Regions from separate parts of the Homo sapiens genome. Here regions 1 and 2 are each linked to region 3. A link is a loop called in an ENCODE intact Hi-C map of the cell type or tissue named here. Cell type or tissue: endothelial cell of umbilical vein. All regions are shown on one strand.

The links. Hi-C counts contacts between places; a loop is a spot of excess contacts. Peaks named below come from ENCODE experiments on the same cell type or tissue, not always from the same donor. Only the 100,000 strongest peaks of a DNase experiment are listed, where the experiment ranks them.
Region 1: it touches region 3 in a loop (9-fold over the local background); 7 of 110 quality-filtered maps call a loop at or near these places.
Region 2: a loop joins it to region 3, with 14 times the contacts of the local background. A loop is called at or near these places in 4 of 110 quality-filtered maps.

Annotation. Positions count from the first base shown.
Region 1 is chr5:99,100,205-99,108,204 of GRCh38, forward strand. No RefSeq gene overlaps it. Among named protein-coding and RNA genes, the nearest start is that of CHD1, 180 kb to the left of the region's middle. In endothelial cell of umbilical vein, a CTCF peak has its summit at 4,544; DNase peaks (open chromatin) are centred at 4,567 and 5,247.
Region 2 is chr5:99,164,622-99,172,621 of GRCh38, forward strand. No RefSeq gene overlaps it. Among named protein-coding and RNA genes, the nearest start is that of CHD1, 240 kb to the left of the region's middle. In endothelial cell of umbilical vein, no CTCF peak of the experiment used is centred here; a DNase peak (open chromatin) is centred at 4,930.
Region 3 is chr5:100,308,091-100,316,090 of GRCh38, forward strand. No RefSeq gene overlaps it. Among named protein-coding and RNA genes, the nearest start is that of FAM174A-DT, 220 kb to the right of the region's middle. In endothelial cell of umbilical vein, no CTCF peak of the experiment used is centred here; a DNase peak (open chromatin) is centred at 3,911.

The DNA.
Region 1 (8,000 bases), 1.2 Mb before region 3:
AAGTATGAAGTGGGAAAATCTAAGTTATGATAGTTTTCTTTTTCTGGTAATTTTACCACTGACTATTACATTTTTGTCACACCAGTTTCTTCTTCATAATATTCCTACTTGTCTCATAATGAGGTTGTGATTACAATAGTATAAAGTGCCTGGAACTTGTATGTGGGGAATTTACTAATTATCTAATGTATATCACATTATTTTTCTGCCAGGCAGCTATTATTCAAGTGCCAATGGAGAAATTGAGACAAAATCAATTTTTGAATAAAAGTGTATTAAAAAATCAAATTTTGAATAAAAGTATATTTAACTTTGAATACCACTTACCTTCCAAAGTAACTATAAAAGTTCTATAGGAGAGGGAAAGAACAGTTTCACCCTCCGTGAGTAAGTATTTTCTCTATCAGTGACTCTGTTCAAGTTTTAAGGCAGGTAGGTGCAAAACAAATCATTGATCAGGTTATTCTACTCAACAATTAGCCACTATGGGTATTGTAGTTTTATTTATCAACAGTTTGTAAGCAACAACAGCTGGTTTATAAACATTATGAAAGTCATATAAAATGCACACTTGTTACCAATATTTTGTTAATAGGCTACTTAGAAGTTGGAAAGAAATATTGTCATTTTAACAGTTATGTAAATAGAAAGGCAAGTTATAAATATTATAGGCATACAAGTGTTCATATATACTTGACTCCAAGATCAAGATTAAAAAATATATATAATAGGTAGTTTAGTGTGCTATGTGATTTGTACACTATTTCTAGAATTTGACATTTTGTATCAAACAATTACATATGCATACCTTTTAAGCCAGCCATTGTACCTGTAGAAATTTATTAAAAAATAGTCAGATAAGTGCAATGTGTGTGTTTGTATTATGGCATAATTTTTGAGTATAAAAAAATCAGAAAAACCTAGATGACTATTGGTAGAAATTAGTTAATCAGGATAAGTCTATATAATGCAACACCATAAAACCACTAATAATTGTTATATATCTCTACTTATTCACAATTAACTAATTTCCCAATATATTGTTAAATGGGAGATGTAATCTACAAATGGCTAGGGATAATATTATTCTATTACTGTAAAAAAGATTATAAATATTTTAATATATGTCTTGAAAATTCTGGAAGGATATACATGAAAATTTTCAGATTGGTTTCTTCCAAGTGGTGATATTCCTTTAATGAATAAATACCAGTCCAGTTCAGTAAAAGAACCATTTGGTCTAGTTAATAAACGGAAGTGTAAGGAAGTGAGACAATGTTTCACATTTGACTCCTGCTTTTTTCTGAAGTGAAAACCTATATGGCCACCTGACATTCTGCAGGCCCACTTTTATCCTGTAGATTGTTGCTCATCTGTTTAATCAACAGTCTTCTATTTGTCTTCAGGAAACAAATGATAATCAAATCAGCGGAACCTCCACTTTGCTTCATTCTCCCTCCTAATTGAAACCTTAGCCTATGTTTACCGGTAGTGGAACACACGAATGAAACAATGATATTTTTCAAGTTTGTTCTGTAACATTTTTACACCTTTTTCTTGTACAGTATTTTTACCAACAGCTATTACTAAAGTTACAATAATATTTTGATACATAATGAGATGGAATTAAATATGTTTAAGGAAGTGCTGTTGATCTAAGTTACTAGAGAGTTTGGAATTGGCAGCAAGAATGGACCAAATATAGAATGATGTTCAGAACTGAAAAGGAGGTGAAGGGGGGTATATATATGAAATTGGGGGCTAGGAGAATTGAGATTTGGAAAGACAAGCATAGCATGGAAATAGAGTAAAAAGTTGAAAAGAATGTGAGCCTTGAGACAAATAGGCTTTGTTTTGGCATTCTTTTCTGCCACTTACCTGTGTAAACTTGAGCAATTAACTGCCCTTGGTCTTAGTCTCTGCAGCCATAAAATGGAGAGATTTATATCAGTGTTGTAAAAATTAAATGACATAAATACAAACCTAAAGTTCTTGTAACAAAGTGGACAGTCGAACACTAGGGTGGTGGCCAGTCTCTGAGATGACACTCAATGACCCCACCTCCTGGTGTTTACACCCCTGTGTGTAGTTCCTTCCCACGTAGTATCTGAGCTGGTCTGTGACAATAAAATACAGCAGAAGTGTCTCTTCTGAGGTTAGGTGATAGAAAGATTGCAATTTCCATTTGGGGTTCTTTCTTTCTTACTCATATCACTTGCTGTGGGGAAAGCTATGTTATATGAGGAACATGGGTGGCTCATGTGGTGAGGAGCTAAAGCTTCCTGCTAATAACTCTGTGCTTGAGCTTGGAGGCAGATCCTTCAGACTTAGTGAAGCCTCAGATAACTGCAGCCCCAGCTGACACTTTGATTGCAGCCTCGTGAGACATCCTAAGCCAGAACCACTGAGCTAAGCTGCTCCTGAATTCTTGACCCACCCAAACTGTGAGATAATAAATACTTCTCCTTTAAGTGCCTAAGCTTGGATTAATCTGTTATGCAGCAATCAATAACTAATACATGTAACTATCATTTTGAAGATTTGGGAGGTGATGGTTTAAATCTGTAGTAAGTGGGCGCTAATAGTAGGCAGTAAGAATTTTAAGTGGATCTAGCGGTGGGAAGGAAAGTTAAGCACTAGTATCCTAGGCCAGTTTATTGATTGATTGGTTGATTGATTGAGACAGAGTCTAGCTCTGTCGCTGAGGCTGGAGTGCAGTGGCCCGATCTCAGCTCACTGTAACCTCTGCCTCCAGGGTTCATGAGATTCTCGTGCCTCAGCCACCCAAGTAGCTGGGATTACAGGCATGAGCCACCACACATGGCTAATTTTTGCATATTTTTTTGTAGAGATGGGATTTCACCAAGTTGGCCAGGCTGGTCTGGAGCTGCTGGCTCAAGTGATCCACCGTTCTGGCCTTCCAAAGTGCTGGGATTACAGGTGCGAGCCACTGTGCCCAGCCAAAAGGTCAATTTATACTTTATTTATTGGAGGACTCTGAGCCAGGGCTTCTCAACTGGTAAGCTAGGAATTTGGCATAGATGTTTTTAGATATTGATTCCTTTACACTCTTTCGGAGGTTTGGTGAGGTCTGGGAGGCTGAATTCTTGGAGCTGGTCACCTCTGGTCTTGCGAAGGCTCCCCTTTTTATGCCCATGTGCCATACAATATGATTTTCTATGTGTGCCATCGTGTGAGAACATTGGACAGTACTGGCATTTACAAGGCCAGCATCTTCATTGGACAGTACTGGCATTTACAAGGCCAGCATCTTTGCTTTGAGTACAGAAGTGTGAGACAAATAACTTCATATAAACTGTGAACAGCGAAGGTTAGACTAAGTCAGAATTTAAAAATCTAGTGTTCTATGGTCCCTTAAGGTCTATAAAGGGGGATTCAAATATTCAACCTTTGTGCCTCAGTTTCCTCAATTGTACTAGCAACCATACCCATTTCACAGGATTGCTGCGATTGTTACATGAGCTATCCAATATCAAGTGCTTAGAACTGTGCCTGTCTGGCATATGTTTAGTGCTCAATAATGTCAGTTACAATTATCATTGCTTCTGGACCCTGGCTCCAAACTTCTTCCTACCAGCTTGAATTCTTGGAATCAGGCTTGGATTAGGTCTTCCTGTATTCATAACAAGACTAGGTTATTGTAGCCCAGGGCTTCAAATCTGCTGTTCCTTTCTCCTGATTGAGGCAATATCCCTCTGGAACATGAGAATTTTTTGGGAGTTATTTATTCATTTCACCCTGACTTGGCAAGAACAGGCAGAGGCTGCTGTTCACCTCCATAAGTCTCAGATATTTTACTTGTAAAATAAAAGGGTTAGATTATGTGACTTATAAGGCCTCTTTCAGTCATAACAATCTATGAGTTTATAAATAATAGAATTAACGCACAGGCGAGTAGTAGTGGTGAAGTGGAGTGAAAGGTGATCAGTGCAATTGCAGTTTCAAGCTTAAAATAATTGTACAGGACATTTAGATAAAACCTGGCTTCCAAGGCTATCTAGGTATACATTACATATGAAAAAACTCTAGTTTCTGAAAAGTGAGAAATATCTGTAGTTATTCTCATAACATTTTATTTGATTTTATACTAAATTCTATGTTCTATACTGTAATGATGTGTCTATACTCTACACATAAACCAGTATCTATCTATCTATCTACCATCTAGCTATCCATCTATATGCAGCTATCACTTTAAAGAAAAATTAAGGCATTATTCATGAACAAGTTTAATTTGCTTTAAAACAATAATATTAATGATATTTTCATCCAATAATATTAACTTTCATGTATTATTTTCCAAAAGGTAAAGCAACTGTTGTGGAAATTAAAGACTCAGATTTTTACAATGAGACTGAACCAATGAATAAGGTTTTTGGATGGCAATTAAAGAATTCTCAGTAAAAAGGAATATTTAGATTAAATAGGATAATTTCATCATCACAGTTAAATAAAAAAAAAAAAAAAAAAAAAAAATCACTTCACAAAACAGCCAGCAGAGGTCCTCAGTCCCATAGTTTATCAATTCTATCACCGTCCTGAAAAATCTCTCCCTGTTGAATAAGGAGCTGGCTCCAAAGGCTCATTTGCTTACTTCAGATAACTAATCACAATGCATCGCCTACAGGTTTAAACTAGAGATGGAAAAGAACATATTTAAATCAAAAATACATTTATTCTCATAGATTTTTTTAAAAAAATACAATTAATATGTGCAACAATGTATAATGTGTTGAAAGAAATACAGATACAAAAGAATGAGGGAGTAAAAGGGCAAGTTACATGTTTTAAATCAGTAGTTTTCAGAAAAATTCAACAGATAAAGGTGAAGAATGTTGAGGAGAAGACAAAGCCATTATATATGGGTCTCATTTCTGTTCCTTTCTCAGTTTGAACTATTGTTTTACTTCTAGGAGAAAAATAAAATGAAAGGATTCATATAGGACATTCTTTAGGCAAAAATCCTAAATACTGTGTTTTTTCATTAAAATTTTAAAAAGGATTTAATAGAATCAGAAATAGAAATAACTAATGAGGTTGTTGCTATCTGAGATACTTAGAAAATATTTCTGAGTTGCCAATCTTTCTCCTCCTGTTTCTTTTTGTCTTAACACTGAGACAGCATTGAAACTTCTCTTAAAAGGAAATACTCATTGGATGACCGCCAGAGAAACTTGAGCGTCTCTCTTGATAGAGCTTACTAGTTTACTGGTGTTGTGTTAGGGTTAATTGGCAATATGTGCAAGATATAAAAAACCCAATATTTCGTCAAACAAAGAAGTAAACATTTAAGACAATGGCCAAAGCTCAATCTCTTTGGGTCTTAGCTTCCCAATCTAAGTAATACTTTGAGGTTATTGTGTTTGTGGAGGAATGTGTTAGGCAGGGCAGGCCAAGGGATATAATTTAATGACCTGACATAGATGTATATACTAGGAAGATTAACTAGACATCATCTCATGGCCAAAAGTAAATATAATGGAAATTAGATAACAAGGAAGGAAAGATTCTGAGTAAAGATGAGATAAATAATCTCAAAGTAAAAGAAAAAGGAAGGCTCATCTAGGCAATTGTCTTCTCATTCTTTTCAATTCTTCTTGAGGTTGTTTGCCTTTTTTTCTTCCTAATATTATCTTCTGTCTCTCTTTCTCTTTGGTGGTGGCAGGCTGCCTTGAAAATTAGAGAGTCTTTAGAATTCAAACACAGACAAACCAATAATGGGAATGTGGGAGACATTCTTGGCCTTTCTTAAAGGTAGATCTGGGACACTCTAAACATTTATATAAAAGCTAAGCAGCTTTTTAAGGTTTTTTTTAAGAAAGTGGTCAGAGAATTGGTGGGTAGCACTTAATTAAATTCATGATAGCTTTTAGAGCAAGTGAACATCTTTGGAAAAGGACTTGTTTATCTTACTTCCCTTCGTACCTTACCCAGCAAGAATGAACTGAGTGAGAAAGACCTATAATAGTGGAGATAAAGAATAACCAAAAGGAACTCTGTTGTTATCTATAATCTGCTTGCTTGAGTGTGCCTATTTTCTTTCTAAAAAACAGGCTTTCAGATAGTGCTAAATGATATGAGTAACTAATTTTCACTTACAGCAAGATATAATATGCACAGGTATGCATGAATGTCTTCAGGGCTAGTTATCACAGGCTTTGGTTTTACATAAAGATGTTTGGGGTATGTGCAGTGTTTTATTAATTCTAAAGTTGCGTGTTCACAGCACAGTATCTTTCCAGTGTATTAAATATGTTTTTCAGGTATATCTAATTTATTAATTTATTTCTTTTTTGGTCATAAAGCTCTGCATTTGCTACTATTTATTTGAGGCATTCTATTATGCCCAAGATTTCAATGAACATTATTTAGACCTCTGGATAGTAATAAATGTGTCTAAGTATATTTGTTGCCAAAGTGAAAACTATAATAGGATAAAATTATTATATAACATATTGCAAATAAACACATTTGTTTTATATGCAAATTAGATCTTGTTATATACTATATAACCATATTATAAAACACTTAAAATAACATTTCATTAGATTTGGAAGTGCTGCTGCATTATTTTGCAGTTATCCTCATGTGTATTCTTAAATTCTCTCCATATAGGAGATAAATCTAGAAATTTAATGATTTACATTGGGGGATTACACTTTTTTCTAGTCTGGTTTGGTGTTTTTCTGTGGCTTGGTAAAGTTGAAGGGGTTGGATTTTACTGTCCTCATTGCCCTCTCTTTAAGCAAAAATATGGATTAAACAAATTTCATCCTTTACTTGCTAAGTAAACTTAAGTAATATAGTTCAGACTACCCAGTTATAGATAAAATCTGAGGCATTCATTGCTCAAGAGTCATGGATGCTCCTTCTTTTCTTCTGTATTTCTTAATTAGAGGGGTTTCTAATCTAACATGGCATCTACTATTTTTCATTAATGTAAAAGAGATGCCAGAGGGAGCTGACCAGTGTCCCTAAAGACTGCCATTGAAAACACACTAAACATTGGCCAGAGTGTGACAGGAGCCACTTGTATCTCCTTCCTTACACATCTAAATGTTGCAAGACATGCTCAATAACTGAGTATTAGTTGTAAGAATACTGAGAGATGGGATTAGAAGCGTTATTTTCTTTTAGTCCTTAAAAATATATCCATGGACTACGGCCATTTGTTTTCATGTATTTCAGTCATTTTGTCCTCAATTTACTCCTGTTTAGTTCCTAGGTTATGAGTTACTCATAATGCCCCAATTTTTCTATTATTAGATTTTAGTCTTGCACATCGAATATTTCCATCATGACCACTTCTTTTTTATAGAGAAATTGCCAGGTTTCTCAGGGTAAATAATGGAGGAGAAAAGTTGAAGGGCAAAGGATATAGAGAGAAAGCTAACAGACAACTTTTTCCCCAAGGCCACCAAACTGGCAAAGAGATGGACTGGTTCCTAAGTTCCCACATTAGGGTTGGACCTTGGTGTTCCAAAGAGAATGTGATTGATGGTGTTAAGAAAACTTGATCTTCTAGTTATATTAAAAATAGAAATAAATTTTTAAAATTAAATTTGAATTTTCAATTTTCACTTTAACATTTTATCACTGATTTCCATTACATTAGGTGGACAAGATGCATTATTCTGAAACCAAACCAAACAGAAAACACAAAAAAACCTTACAACATTTTGATTGTGTTGAGATTTTTACACTGAGATAGAGACAAATATCTTTGGCCAGTCTCAAGTATAGATGATGATGATGATTTTATCATATTTTCCTGTTATTCTGTCAGTAATTCCACACAGGTATGTCTGTGAATAAAGAGACTGTATGGTTCTTTAGATAAAGGGACAATTTGTAAATCTTCTCCCGCTGCCAAAATTATTTTTTCCATTTGAATATTTATTATTTCTGTTTTGTGATAAAGATAAGAATGATAATCTCTTTTCAATGCCATACTAACTTTATTAGGATGGAAAAAGGGT
Region 2 (8,000 bases), 1.1 Mb before region 3:
CTTTAGAAGTTGAAAAAGGCAAGGAAAGAATTTTCCCTACAACTTTCAGAAAAGAGCACAGCCCTGCAGCATATCTTGGTTGAAGGTTTGAACTTTTGACCTCTAGAATTATAAAATACTAAATTTGTGTTGATGAAACTACTTAATTTGTGGTAATTTGTTTCAAAACCAAAGGAAAGTGAAATGGTTATTATTAGTGGACTTCATACTATAAGATATAAGTATTTAATTTTCGTTCATTTCGTCTTCTCAATTTTTCTATTAGAGTTATATCATTGATTACATCTAAATTCAGTGTTTACATTTTTAGGGCCATTTCATACATTTTGAAGCTAAAAAGTATAATGTCTTGGTAATTTCCCATTTCTTCATTTGCTTTCTTTGACTTATCTGTATTAATTCTCTTCCTTTGTGTAAGAAATATGAGTATCAATACCTTTTAGTATTCGCTTTGTTTTTGAAATATTTATCACCAGGATACTTATTATCCCAATGCCTCTGCCTAAAATATCACTCTTCTCTCAAGCCCTTCCAACACATTGAATGAACTATGAATTTTACTTATTCATATTTCCTTTGAGGTGTCTTTTTCTTTTTAAATTAAATTAAATTAAATTTTAAGTTCCAGGATACATGGATACATGTGCAGAACATGTGGGTTTGTTACATAGGTAAACATGTGCCATGGTGGTTTGCTGCACCTATCAACCCATCACCTAGGTGTTAAGCTCCACATGCATTAGCTATTTGTCGTGATGCTCCCCATCCCCCCACCCCCCAGCAGGCCCCAGTGTGTGTTGTTCCCCTCCCTGTGTTCACATGTTCTCATTGTTCCAATCCCACTTATAAGTGAGATCATGTGGTGTTTGGTTTTCTGCTCCTGTGTTAGTTTGCTGGGGATAATGGCATCCAGCTTCATCCATGTCCTGGCAAAGGACATGATCTTGTTCCTTTTTATGGCTGCATAGTATTCCATGGTGTATACATATGAGGTGTCTTTTTCTAAAAGTTTTGTTTTCTGTTCTAATCTGGACCACATGCTCTCTGGGTCTGCACTCATCCTGAAATATTCTTTCACCATTATCCCTAGAAATCCTATCACTTCCCTCTTTTGGATCTCCTATTACTTGAATCCCTGTGCTCCTCACTCTTTTCCCCTATGTTGGCGGAACATATCCTCTAGTAGTTTATTAATACAAGATAAATGAGAAATACCTTTTTAAGACATAAAGTGCATGAAATGTCTTTGTACCACCCTTATGTTTGACATATATTTGGCTGGCTAAAGAAATCTATATTGGAAACATACTTTTTCTATAATTTTGAATGCACTACTCTGGTGTCATCTATATTCAGTGTTAAAAAGTCCAATGCTGTCTGAATCTCAGTCTCTTTTATGTGCCCTGCTTTTTTTCCTTTGGAAATTTTGGCGCTACTTTATTGCTGGTATTTGAAGCTATGGGGAATTTTTTATGGAATTATTATTATTATTACTGTTATTTTGGTCCTGAGGATATGTCCTTCAGTTTGGGGAAATTTTCTTTTATGATTTCTTTAATAATATCCTTGCCTGCATTTTCTCTGTTCTGTCAGATTTTAGTCTGATGTGGAAATCCTCCAGTAATCTAATTTTAAAATGTTTTCTCTCCTGTTTTCATTTTTTCGACTTTTGCTTTGTTGTCTTAGAGATCTCAATTTTATCTTTCAACCCTTCCATTGCATTTTTAATTTTTCAATTCCTTTTATTTTTCTGAAGTTTAATTTTAATCATAACCTATTTGTATGTTTTTTTAAAAGGCCTTTACTGAGGTATAATTTATATGCTATAAAATTCACCCATTTTATTATACAGCTGCAATTTTTCTCTATTTCTCTGAGGATATTAATTATAGGTATTTGAAGTTTCCTCCTGTTTTGTTTTTCATTATTTTTGTTTTTCTCTGAGTTCTTTTTTGTGTGTTTGCTTTCTTCATTCTATTTTTTCCTTTTTAGAAGGGGATTTTTCTCAAATCTTTGGGGATTCTTGGTAATTTCTAAGTGTGAAAACCTAAAAAACTGGAAGCTGTAGTTCTTAAACAAAACTTGTCTAGACTTGGGTTTTTCTCAGGGTGATTAATAGAGAGTTCTCTGTTTTGTTGGGGCACCCCGAATTTTCTCTTGAGCTATCACTTTTTCAAGAGAACTTTCTCATCTCCTACTTGGGCCGGGAGTGGAAGTAAATAAACCTGTCTGCCAGCATTCTAGAAGCCAACTTGGGGATGGAGACTGATGATGCATTCATGCACCAGTTTTCTTTCATCTAATTCTCTTGTTTTCAGTACATGCTCCTCTTCTCATCAGTGTCTGGATCTCTGAGTCCAGAATTATTTGTTCCAACCTTCAGCCCCCTGGCAGCATGAATCAGGGAAGTCACCTGACTACACAGATACATGTGGGATTTAGGGGTGCATTGTTTCTTACATAGACTTTCAAATACTTCCTTTTCTAGTTTCATCTTTATTCCTACCTTCAGAAGTACCAGATCTATCCAACTCCTGAATCTTTCTGGAGTTATGCTCTTAGAATAATCCTGCTTTTCAGCATATCTCTTCTCTCTGCCCCTCAGTCATAAGCTTTTAGCTTGCTTTGGTTTGTTGCGTTTATCTGTCTCCTTTGCTTTTAGCCCTTACATAAGGATAAAGAACACACATATAGAAAGGAGCATAAAGTATACATGTGTAGCATAACAAACAATGTTAAAGTGATAGGAGTTTAACCACCATCTGAGTCAATAAGTAATACATTACTGCCTCTAAAAAAGTCCTTGTATGTATTCCATTGTGATTTTACTACCCTCTCCTTTGAAAACAACCACTCTCCCGATATTTTTGTGAATAACTTTCTTGCTTCCATTTGTATTTTTTTTGCCGCCTATGAATGCCTCTCTAAGCAATATATTTTAGTTTTGCCTCCTTTTTGAGCTTGACATCAGTGGAAATAGATTATACATAATCATTTGGGTCTTACTTCTTTGCTGAATATTACGATCATTAGGTTCATTTATGCTGTTGTGTGTAGCTGTAATCCATTTCATCCATTTCATTGCTGTGAGAGTGTGCCATAGCTTGATTAGACCACAATTTAAAAAGATTCTGTTACTGCTGGGCGTTTTAGATTTTTCCATGTCCTTTAGCTTTATAGCTTTTAAAATTATCTTCTCTTTTTGCTGTTGCCTTCTCTCATCCTCTTTGGGTATGTATCTTAAATAAAGTTCTTATTTTTTTCTTTTGAATCATTTGTACTTTTTAAGTAGGGGGGCACTGGGAGATAAACCCTATGTTTAAATGAAGCCAGGATTATTATGTTAAGCTATTATATGGTGTCAAAGTTATAGAAATTATGCTAAATACATTTTTGTACACTTGAGTTCTCTGATTCTTTTTGCTGTCATAAACCAAGACTGAGGAACTTAGGACAATGTTGAAGCTAAGTTTTATAAAACCTAAAATTACGATTTGGTTAAGAAAGAGATCTTAGTGCGTTTGATGTAGGAATTCCACTTTGCAAAGAGAATGGAAGTAACTGTCTCCATACAAAGGCAACCACAAACTAACGCTTGCCTTTGAATTTGTGATATCCCCTAATTCTCCAGTATTTTTCTTTTTACATTAATATTCCCTTAAAAACATTACCTGGAATGATCCTCTGTGCATGGAGAAGTACACATTCTGCAATGATAAGTGTAAACAAAACTGAACATTTTATTTCTCCCTTTTTGCTATTCTCTGACCTGCAGTGCATTCCAATACTTTCTGCTTTCAGTTAACACGCAGTTCTTTATTATTTTGATCACTGGACCTCAATAGCGCAGCACACAGGCAATGGCCAATGGATATTCTGGCCTGAATATTAATGATATCTGAGTGCAGACTGAGATATAATAATGCTAAAAATTGTAGATGATGGTTTATTATTTCTAGACAGTAGCACACAGCTAAAGGGAGAGTATAGGTAATTAAATACAGGTGATATAAACACACACTTTACTCTTTTGTGGCCAAATATAATTATATCACATATATCATAAATTCAAAGTTTCATTTTCAAAAGAGCAACCTAATTATTTTCAAAGCTTTTTGTAAAAAACCCCATTCATGACCTTGATGATTACACAGACTAAGAAAGCTATATTTAAAAGAGTGTTTTTCTGTGTAAGAAATATCTTTTAGTGGTTCATTAAAATCACTGTGAAGCATTTTTTCCCTTTCAGGTTACATAATATAACGATAAATATACCTGCTCTGATCATAAGCATCAGTGTTTAATTGAGGAATCAGTTTGAACTCCAGAAAACGTGGTACCTATTATTCATAGGATTGAATATTTTTTGATTTAAAAAAACACACAAACAAAGAAAAAAGCAGATAACTTAAGGAAGGGGAACTCTTATAAAGTAGAAACTTTACCTGTGATGTAGTGGTGTTGCAAAGACCACTAATGGTGTCTCCTACTATCTGATCTGGAAACAAAGACATTGTCCTGTTGTATTTTATTTACAGAAAAATAGGGTTACATGGAATCACGTTACTTGTATAAGAAAGGCAGTCATCACCTTTCTTTTATTGAATACATAATTTTTCAGGATTTGGGGATGATTTTTCTAAAGCAGAATCCTTTTTCTTTTGGAATATTTCAGATAATTTCAATAGAATCTCAGCTGGAGCTCAAGACTTGGTTATTTTCTTTTTCTTTTATTTCTTTTTTCTTCTTTCTTTTTATTTTTTATTTTTTAAATGAATCCAGCATTCCTTTGGAGAACAGAAGGTGGCACTCTTCCTTTTATCTTGTGAAATTTTCCACTTGAATGTTTAATTCTTCCTGTTAAGATTCGGAGCAGCACCCTGTTGGCAAGTTGATTGTTTCTTTGTGGTTAATGACTACTTTTTCACTTATCAAAAGACAGGGACACATTCCATGAAGTGTAATATTGAATGTGAGGCACCAAGTGTCATTGGCAATTCAATAGTAAATAGCGGTTAAAGTTTGATGAGGTCTCTTACAGTTTACTTGCCCGTGTGAGCAACTTGTTTCCTGAATGATTTTCTCCTCATTTTGTTTTATTGATGTAGGGAATAGAAAGCATCTAAATATAGGAGATCACTTGGAAAAGATTTGCTATTACCACTTCCACATGCTCAGAAACTGGTGGCTGATTAAATGAGCATATAGTGATAAAATGTGTGACCTTTCAGCCAATTCTAAGTCTCAAACTTCTTTTTGAATCTTAAATCTTGTTTTATTTTCTTGTATTTGGTATCTATCTAGGCTAGTTAATGTTGGTAAGGTTGAGATTGTCTCATAGATGGCAACAAAATTGGTTTGATTGCCCTACGTTGTATTTACATTTTTTCCCAAGGGCATGAAAGCAGTTACACATATTCAAGTATTTTCTAAATAATGTTATCTTGTTAGATTTAATATATTCTGTTTCTTTTTTGAAGGTCATCTCTTCATTATGCATATAAAACAGGCCCAGATTTTCCTAGTGGTCCTACATTTTAGGCTTCATCGTCATATAATTTGCTTCAATTTTTAAATATTTTAAGCTCCAAATTGAATATGAATTGTAAACATCACTGTGTCTTGTTACTAATATAAGTTATTAGGATATGTATGTGTTAGGGAGTTGGATAATTCAATTTGATTCTATTTTTAACATTCTACCTGACATCAGTGTAGAGTTTAAATCCTGGTTCTGCTCAACACTTTAAATGATATGGCCTGTATGTATGTCTGGAGCAATTCTACCTATCATATCCCAGGTTGTTTTTGTGCTGTTTTAATTATAGCTCTTGTTTTTATTAGCTAAACAATTCAAGACAGGTCTTGTACTCTTGCAAAAGTGGTATCTATTAAGAAAGCAAACCAAAATTCACAATAAAAATAAAAAAGTGTTTGGTCCTTTATAAAAACTAGATAAAAATCAATGGATTTTTTGGGATACTGGGCTAGGAAGAAATATCAAATGATAATACCTTTGAGTATAAGCCTAAAAGCTCATGGCTGATAAGACATAGGAAAGGAGCAACAAAACATGGTTCTAATAATCATGACCAGAGAGAGTTGCTTGGATGTCATGATAATCATCTGTCTCCTTTCCCCACTTCCTACATTGATAAACCATAGAAAAAGGAGTTCACAGAAATCAATTATTAAGAGGACCTATTACAGAATCTAGTCCTGGAGAATAAAAATAAGTATAACTGAATCTTTAAGAATTTGAGAGCGATGGAGTCCACGTACTACTTGGTGATTTTTCATTATATTGGCCTCTAGGTAGAATGAGCATGGATTTTCTCCGATTAGAAGGCCTGTAATTTGTTTTGCAGGGACTTTGAAATCAGTAGTTTTAGGCTGTATAGCTGCTAGTCTGGGTGTATTTTGCATGGATTTTACAGCTGTAGCACTCAGGAATAAAGTCATAGAGCCAAAGACAGCTTTCTAATATAAACTTTGATGTTCTATAGCAGAGGTCAGCAAACTATTTTGTAAAGGCCCTATAGTTAATGTTTTAATCTTTCTAGGCCAACAGACAAAAATGAGGATATTATGTAGGTACTTTTATAACTATTTACAAGTAACCATTTAAATATGTAAAAAAATTCTTAGTAGGCTATACAAAAATAGGCAGTAGACCTGGTTTGGCCTGCAGGCCACGGTTTCCTCAATCTCTACAGCATTCAAAAACTGTATTCTGTGTCTATATTTTGTTTTAATAATTCAGGTTAAGATCCAGATGTTTGTTTGGTCAGAAATACAGGAACACTAGTATTCTTAGAGCTTGAATGTTTGTTTGAATTATGTAAAGAACTGTAGCTGATTAGACAGATTAAAATTTTGGTTTGGTTGATTTGCTTGCACTAATAAAGACACATTCACATCTGGCAAACATAAAGGCAGGTCCTCAACAATCAAGTGGCATTTATTTAAACTATTATGGAAATGTCAAAAGTCCTGCTGGAGACAAGGAATCATTACAGCAGGTAGTTCCTGATGTTTTATAATTCTGTGCCTAGGAAAGACCTGATCTAGTTTAATAAGTTAAATAAATCACTCAGGAAAAAATAAAATTGTATGAAAAGGAAAAATGTAAAGGCATAGTTTGGTGATAAATTTTGTCTTGCAGTTGCAGAGGCTCTTTAATGATTCCCTAGTTTGTACTAAGCCTTTGAGAACTGCTTTCCTTGGAATTTGCAGGGAAATATCCAGCAGATGGGCTGAAGGTCTTGTCTAGCTACTGAAAGACTTGCTAGCCCAAAAGGAAATCAGGTCATCCAATCAGATGAACCCATTCTCTTGAGGTTCTGCACAATTGCTTCTCTGGATGGCAGTTAATCATCAGGCCATATGGGTGCTTTTAACATCTGGCTAACTTCCAGGAAGAATTCAATAAGTTTGGTCTAGTACAGTTGGAACATATCTTCCACTGTTTATGTGTCTCATAATTCGTAGAAAAATATCTTTTCATATTGGGAAAAAAGGCTTAGAATCAACAGGGTTTCATTGGCCCTACAGAGTTCCCCTGGCTATGAGCTGTTGCCCACCTTAGGTTTGTCTCCTACAGGAGATGACGTTGCTATCTTCATATCACGAACAATGGTTCATGACATCAAGATATTTCTCCATTAGTTTTGTCCTATGCATGCTTCTCTATGAATTCAATACATGTTTAGTATTTTCATTGTAGGTGATTAGTGTTTTTAGTTACTTTTAAATTTCACTTATATGAGAGAAAAGACAGAAAGTGTAGTCAGGGATGTGTTTTCAACAGAGAAAGTGAACTCAGAATTTTTCTAGTTCATAGACAATAGTAATTTTAAAAAGTAAAGAAAAAGTTCTTTTTATAATTGATTGGCACTTACTGAATTGATACTAAATCTGTCTCAGCCATATTATTTTGATTTAAATATATATTTTCATTAGAACTTCTCTGTACTTTATTTTGATATAACTGTGAGGTA
Region 3 (8,000 bases):
GAGCCAAAAGTTGGGTCGCAAAGGTATCAGGAGCGAAGAAATGATACCTTTAGTAGTAAGACTGTGTAATAGTTATTTAGCAGAGAACATTAGAGGGTAAAAATCTCTTTAAAACAGTGGATAAAGATTAAAAATAAGCCCTCCAATTTGAGATACAATAATTTTTCTGAGGTTAAGACTTGATTTAAAGAAACAAACATTTTTGTAATTATAGGTGATCATCACTAATTTCATCATAGTACCAGCTATCATTTGCTAAGAACCAGCTATGCATCAGGCATTTCAATAATTACTTTACATGTCATACCATTTTATGTAAACCTCATCTAGCTATAAATTAGCTTTAGTAGCATTAAACATACAAAGAAATGATGGGTCAGAAGGGGATGAATACTGTAAAGGAGAATACAGAGAAGACCAGGTTTCCTGCTGCCAAACTTGCTAGTCTTTTCATTTAGTGTAGTACTTACCTATAAAAGTTCTGCAGAATCTTTCTATACAAATGCAGATAAAGTTATTCTGGAACCAAATCACACTAATGTACTTTCCAAGAACTAGCTGGCTATGAGTTTTCACCAGTGTACAAGAAGGTGGAATTGACAACATCTATCAGAATTCCACTGAAATGTTCAGTTTGTTGCATATAATTAAGTATAGTTTAACTTTATGAAAACTACATGTAATTTTTATGTCTGTATTCATGCTGTATTATATCTGTTTTCATGCTGCTGATAAAGACATACCCAAGACCGGGAAGAAAAAGAGATTCAATTGGACTTACATTTCCACATGGCTGGGGAGGCCTCAGAATTATGGCAGGAGGCAAAAGGCACTTCTTACATATCTACAGCAAGAGAAAATGGGGAAGATACAGAAGGAGAAACTCGTGATAAAACCATCAGATCTCATGAGACTTATTCACTACCATGAGAACAGTATCGGGGAACCCCCCTACCCCACGGTGATTCAAACTATCTCCCACCAGGACTTTCCCATAACACGTGGGAATTACGGGAGTACAATTCAAGATGAGATTTGGGTGGGGACACAGAGCAAAACCATAGCAATGTCCATTCATTTGTTTTCTATATTTATGTTTTCTTTCTCAAGTCATGTATAAAACCCCTTCAGTACTTTCAAGTTATAATAGACATATGGAGACAGTGTCTCCAGATGACTACTGGTGACAAAATTTCTGAAACCTCAGTTCTACCTACATAAACTAACTCTCTCTTAGTTCCTTATTAAGCAAGATGTGTGACTTAATAAGGCTTCTGCCTTCTTAAGTGTGCTACATAAAACCAAAGCAGGTAAGGTGGTATTTAAGCAAAGATAACATTATAAACAAAATAAAATAGTCATTTTTTGTTCTCACTAAATATTTTTATAAAGAAATACTGTTTAGAGCCAAATACAAATTTATTACATTTTCCTTCTAAAAATATACCCATATAAATATAAGTTTATATGAACACATGTATAAATCCAGTATAAAGAAAAAAGTTCTGTCTTCAAGGAGAACTACAAACCACTGCTCAAGGAAATAAAACAAGACACAAACAAATGGAAAAACATTCCATGCTCTTGGATAGGAAGAAACAATAACATGAAAATGGCCATCCTGCCCAAAGTAATTTATAGAGTCAATGCTATTCCCAGAAAGCTACCATTGACTTTCTTCACAGAGTTAGAAAAAAACTACTTTAAATTTCATATAGAAACAAAAAAGAGCCCTTATAGCCAAGACAATCTTAAGCAAAAAGAACAAAGCTGGAGGCATCAAGCTACCTGACTTCAAAATATACTACAAAGCTAGAGTAACCAAACAGCATGGTACTGGAACCAAAACAGAGATACAGACCAATGCAACAGAAGAAAAGCCTCAGAAATAATGCCACACACATCTACAACCACCTGATCTTTGACAAACCTAACAAAACAATCAATGGGGAAAGGATTTCCTATTTAATAAATGGTGTTGGGAAAACTGGCTAGCCATATGTAGAAAGCTGAAACTGGACCCCTTCCTTACATTTTATACAAAAATTAACTCAAGATGGATTAAAGACTTAAATGTAAGACCTAAAACCATAAAAATCCTAGAAGAAAACATAGGTAATACCATTCAAGACATAGACATGGGCAAAGACTTCATGACTAAAACACCAAAAGTAATGGCAACAAAAGCCAAAATTGACAAATGGGATCCAATTAAATTAAAGAGCTTCTGTACAGAAAAAGAAACTATCATCAAAGTGAACAGGCAACCTACAGAATGGGAGAAAGTTTTTGCAATCTATCCATCTGACAAAGGACTAATATCCAGAACCTACAAAAAACTTAAACAAATTTACAAGAAAAAAAACAAACAACCCAAGCAAAAAGTGGGCAAAGGATGTGAATAGACACTTCTCAAAAGAAGACATTTATGCGGCCAACAAACAGATGAAAAAAAGCTCATCATCACTGGTCATTAGAGAAATCCAAATCAAAAAACCATGATGAGATACCATCTCATGCCAATTAGAATGATGATCATTAAAAAGTGAGAAATGGCCGGGCACGGTGGCTCACGCCTATAATCCTAGTACTTTGGGAGGCCAAGGCAGGCAGATTGCCTGAGTTCAGGAGTTGGAGACCAGTATGGGCAACATGGTGAAACCCCGTCTCTATGAAAATACAAAAATAAATAAATTTAAAAAATAGCTGGGGGTGGCAGTGCGTGCCTGTAGTCCCAGCTACTCTGGAAACTGAGGCAGTAGAATTGCTTGAACCCTGCAGACAGAGGTGGCAGTGAGCCAAGATAGTGCCACTGCACTCCAGCCTGGTGACAGAGCAAGGCTTCATCTCAAAAAAAAAAAAAAAAAAAAGTCAGGTTTTAACAGATGTGGAGAGGATGTGGAGAAATAGGAACGCTTTTACACTGTTGGTGGGAGTGTAAATTGGTTCAACCATTGTGGAAGACAACGTGGTGATTGCTCAAGGATCTAGACTCAGAAACACCATTTAACCCAGCAATCCCATTACTGGGTATATACCCAAAGGATTATAAATCATTCTACTATAAAGATACGTGAGCATGTATGTTTATTGCAGCAGCACTGTTCACAATAGCAAAGACTTGGAACCAACCCAAATGCCCATCAGTGATATTCTGGATAAAGAAAATGTGGCACATATATACACCATGGAATACTATGCAGCCATAAAAAGCTTAAGTTCATGTACTTTCCAGGGACATGGATGAAGCTGGAAACCATCACTGCCAGCAAACTAACACAGGAATGGAAAAGCAAATACCACATGTTCTCACTCATAAGTGAGAGTTGAACAATGAGAACACATGGACACAGGGAGGGGAACATCACACACAGGTGTCTGTCAGGGGGTGGGGGGAATAGGGGAGGGATAGCATTAGGAGAAATACCTAATGTAGATGACAGGTTGATGGGTGCAGCAAACCACCATGGCACGTGTATATCTATGTAACAAACCTGCACGTTCTGCACATGTATCCCAGAACTTAAAGTGTAATAAAAAAGTACTGAATATATAAAAGTATTAGACATTTATAAAAAAGAAAAAAGTTCTAAGTAGAAAGCAAGACTTAATTCTGATAACCACGTGTTTATACTACAATCTTCTAGTCCTAGGAAATGTATAAAATTATGGGAATTGAAAGAGAAAGGGGTAGTGTACAAGTTATTGAAAATGGTACAGTGTTATTGTTAAGAAAGGGATATTACCTTATAGGAAACTGAACAAGACAATTGGCTCATATGTTAGGTATGAAAGGGAAAATGAGGAGGAGGAGAGAACGTTTCCATAAACTATGTTCAATTTTTTTAAAGAACTCTCCCTCCTCTGGTGTTATATTCCTACTGAAACAATGTTTATTTTCTACATAGCTTCACACCCCCATCTGCTGTCCAGTATCAAGAAAAACTAGCTACTTCTGAAGTTTTTATTTGTTGCACATCACATTCTTGTCACAAGTGGCCCTGATAACTCCTTTTCAAAGACTATTTGGAACCTATAAAATGATACAGTAGTATTCACAGTAAATTGCATTGCAAAATTGCAAAAAGGTCATAGCAATGCACTCTATTACAGGTGACTGATGTCTCCCACAGAGTATATGAAGCAGAAAATTTGAATGCCTTATATTTTTGACAAAAATTCCAATAAAAATGTAAAATGATATTATATGAATTTGCTATTCAAATGGCAACAGTAATGTAAGGTAATAAGAAAGAGGTATAATAATTCTAATTTCAAGGAATCTTTTTTCAGGCATATAATGGGATAAATCAACCTGCTGACATGGCCTAATACAATGAAAATATAAAATTATCAACAAGCATAGCAAGAAGCTACATTTTAAAATCTGAAATTGTGGACTCCTGGAACCCATTCTAGGATACATTTAAATTGCTACTGCTAGGATCTTATAGTTTATAATTTTAATAACTATCTAGATTTTTCTCATGCATATTGAAGTACAAGAACCATAACTTCCCAGGGTAAAAATAAAAACTCTCAAGTGTAATAAAATTAATTTTACTGTTTATGTATAAAATATAGGCTTTCCTCCCCACCAAAAAAAAGACCACTTCTTTTTTTAATAAATTCTCATCACGCTAGTTTATATTTCTTTTCAGTACATTTTGGGTATCTGAATATCATATTCTTTGTTCTAAGAATAACTAATAAAGAACAGAAGCAGCCAAAAATTAAGCACTTAATTGTATATATTTTTTATATTTTCAGAGAAAATTATTTAAACAGTTCCTGACATCAAAGAGGTAGCACAGACATGGGAAAACATTTATAAGATATACCAACAATGGAACAAATTCATACATCAAGAACTGAATAAAATGTAAGATATTCTATGTACATAATTTTGGGTGAATAAATTTAAGAAGTGTTTCAAAGACAAACATTACTCTCCATTACTACAGGAGAGATATGGGTATAATAAAAGGAAATCTCATTATCTTGATTAGTTAGGATGACTGTAAGCTTGTATTAATTTGAATAGTCTAGGAAGATTTAGTGGACAGAATGACATTTCAGAAGCTGTTTTAATTACTTAAATAATGTTTTGCATGTTAGAATAGGAGAGTATACCAAAATAAATTGCGGTCTGCAAAAGAATGAAAATGTTGACAATTTTTTATGGGGTACAACATCATTAAAATTAAAATTAAATTGATATTCATATGCAGAAGAATTAAACTAGACCCATATCTCTTGCCATATACAAAAATAAATTCAAAATAACTTAACTGTAAGACCTGGAACTATAAAACTACTAGAAGAAAATGGAGGAAATGGAGGAAATATTTGCAAACGATTCATCCAATAGGGTATTAATATCCAGAATATACATGGAACTCAAACAACTCAACAGCAAAAACTAAATGATCCCATTTTAAAATGGGCAAATCATCTATATAGATATTTCTTGAAAGATGACATACAAATGGCCAACAGTGTATGAAAAAACTGCTCACCATCACTAATTGTCAATAACTTGAAAATCAAAACCAAATGAGCTATCATCTCACCCCAGTTACAATGACTATCACCTAAAGGACAAAAAATAACAAGTGCTGGTGAGGATGCAAGAAAAAGAAACTCTTAAACATTGTTAGTGGTAATGTAAACTAGCACAGCCGTTATGGAGAACAGTATGAAGGTTACTCAAAAAACTGAAAATAGAGAAGTCCTAGCCAGAGCAATATAAAAAGAGAAACAAATAAAAGCCATCCACATAGAAAGAGAGGAAGTCAAACTACTTCCTCTCTTGCAGATGATATGATTCTATACCTAGAAAACCCCATAGTCTCTGCACAAAGACTCCTGGATCTGATAACTTCAGCAAAGTTTCAGCATACAAAATCAATCTAAAAACAGTCAGTACCATCTCTATATACCAATAACATCCAAGCTGACCCAAATCAAGAACACAATTTCATTCACAATCACCACAAAGTGAATGAAATGCTTAGGAATATGACTGACTAAAGAGGTGAAAGATATCTAAAATGAGAATTACACTGCTGAAAGGAATCAGAAATGACACAAAGAAATAAAAGAACATTTCATGCTCATGAATAGGAAAAATCAATATTGTTAAAATGTCCATATGGTCCAAAGCAATTTACAGATTGTATGCCATTCCTATCAAACTACCAATGACATTTTCCACAGAATTAGAAAAAAAGTATCTTAGAATTCATATGAAGCCAAAAAAAAGAGCCCAGATAGCCAAGGCAATTCTAAGCAAAAAGAACAAAGTTGAAATCATTACACTACCTGATTTCAGACTGTACTACAAGGCTATAGTAATCAAAACAGCATGGTACTCGTACAAAAATAGACACATAGACCAATGGAATTCGTTAGAGACTCCAGAAATAAAGCCACACACCTACAATCACCCCATCTTTGACAAAGCAGACAAAAAAAAGAGCAATGGGAAAAGGACTTTCTATTCAATAAATGGTCCTGGGATAACTGGCTAGCCATATACAGAAGATTAAAACTGGACCCCTTTTTATTAACCATATACAAAAATCAACTCAAGATGGATTAAAGACGTAAATGTGAAACCTAAAACTATAAAAACCCTGGAAGATAACCTAGGAAATATCATTCTGGCCATAAGCTCTGGCAAAGATTTCATGACAAAGACTCCAAAAGCAATTGCAACAAAAACAAAAATCGATAATTGGGACCTAATTAAACTAAAGAGCGTCTACACAGTAAAAGAAACTATTAACAGACAACCTACAGAATGTGAGAAAATATTTTCAAACAACAAAGTTCTAATATCCAGAATCTATAAGGAACTTAAACAGCCAACAAATAAACACACAACCTCATTAAAAAATGGTAAAAGAGCAAGAACAGACACTTCTCAAAAGAAGATATATACACAGCCAAAAAGCATATAAAAATGCTCAATATTGGTAATCATTAGGGAAATGCAAATCAAAACCACAACGAGATACCATCTCACACAGTCAGAACTGTTATTACTAAAAAATTAAAACATAAGAGATACTAGAAAGGTTAGGGAGAAAAGGGAAGGCTTATGTGCTGTTGGTGGGAATGTAAATTAATTCAGCAACTGTGAAAACAGTCTGAAGATTTCTCAAAGAACTTAAAGCAGAACTATCATTCAAACCAACAACCCCATTACTGTGTATAATATCCAAAGGTATACAAATCATTCTACCATTCCAAAGACATATGCACGTGTATGTTTATCACAGCACTATTCACAATAGTAAAGACATGGAATCAACCTAAATGCTCATCAATGGTGGACTGGGTATAGAAAATGTAGTACATACACACCATGGAATACTACACAACCCTAAAAAAGAATGGGATCACGTCCCTTGCAGCAACATGGATGGAGCCAGAGGTCATTCTCCCAAGCAAACTAACCAGGAAAAGAAAACCAAATATCACATGTTCTCACTTTTAAGTGGAGGCTAAACAATGAATACATAAGGACACAAAAAAGAAAACAACAGACGCTGTGGTCTACTTGAGGTTGGAGAGTGAAAGAAGAATGAGAATTGAAAACCTACTTATTGGGCAGTATGCTGACTACCTAGTTGACAAAATTATCTGTATACCAAACCTCTATGACATACAATTTACCCATATTAACAAACAGCACATGTACCCATTGAACCTAAAATAAAAGTTAGAAAAAAACTCTAAAAATAGAACAATCATATGACTCAACAATCCAACTAGTGGGTATATATCCAAAGGCAAGGAAATCAGAATATCCAAGAGATATTTGCACTCCCATGTTTATTGCAGCACTATTCGCAATAGCCATGATTTGGAATCAATCTCAGTGTCCATCAATGGATTAATGTATGAAGAAAAGTTTTGTGTATATATATATATATATATATATATATATATATATATACACGCACACACATACACACGTATATGTACATATA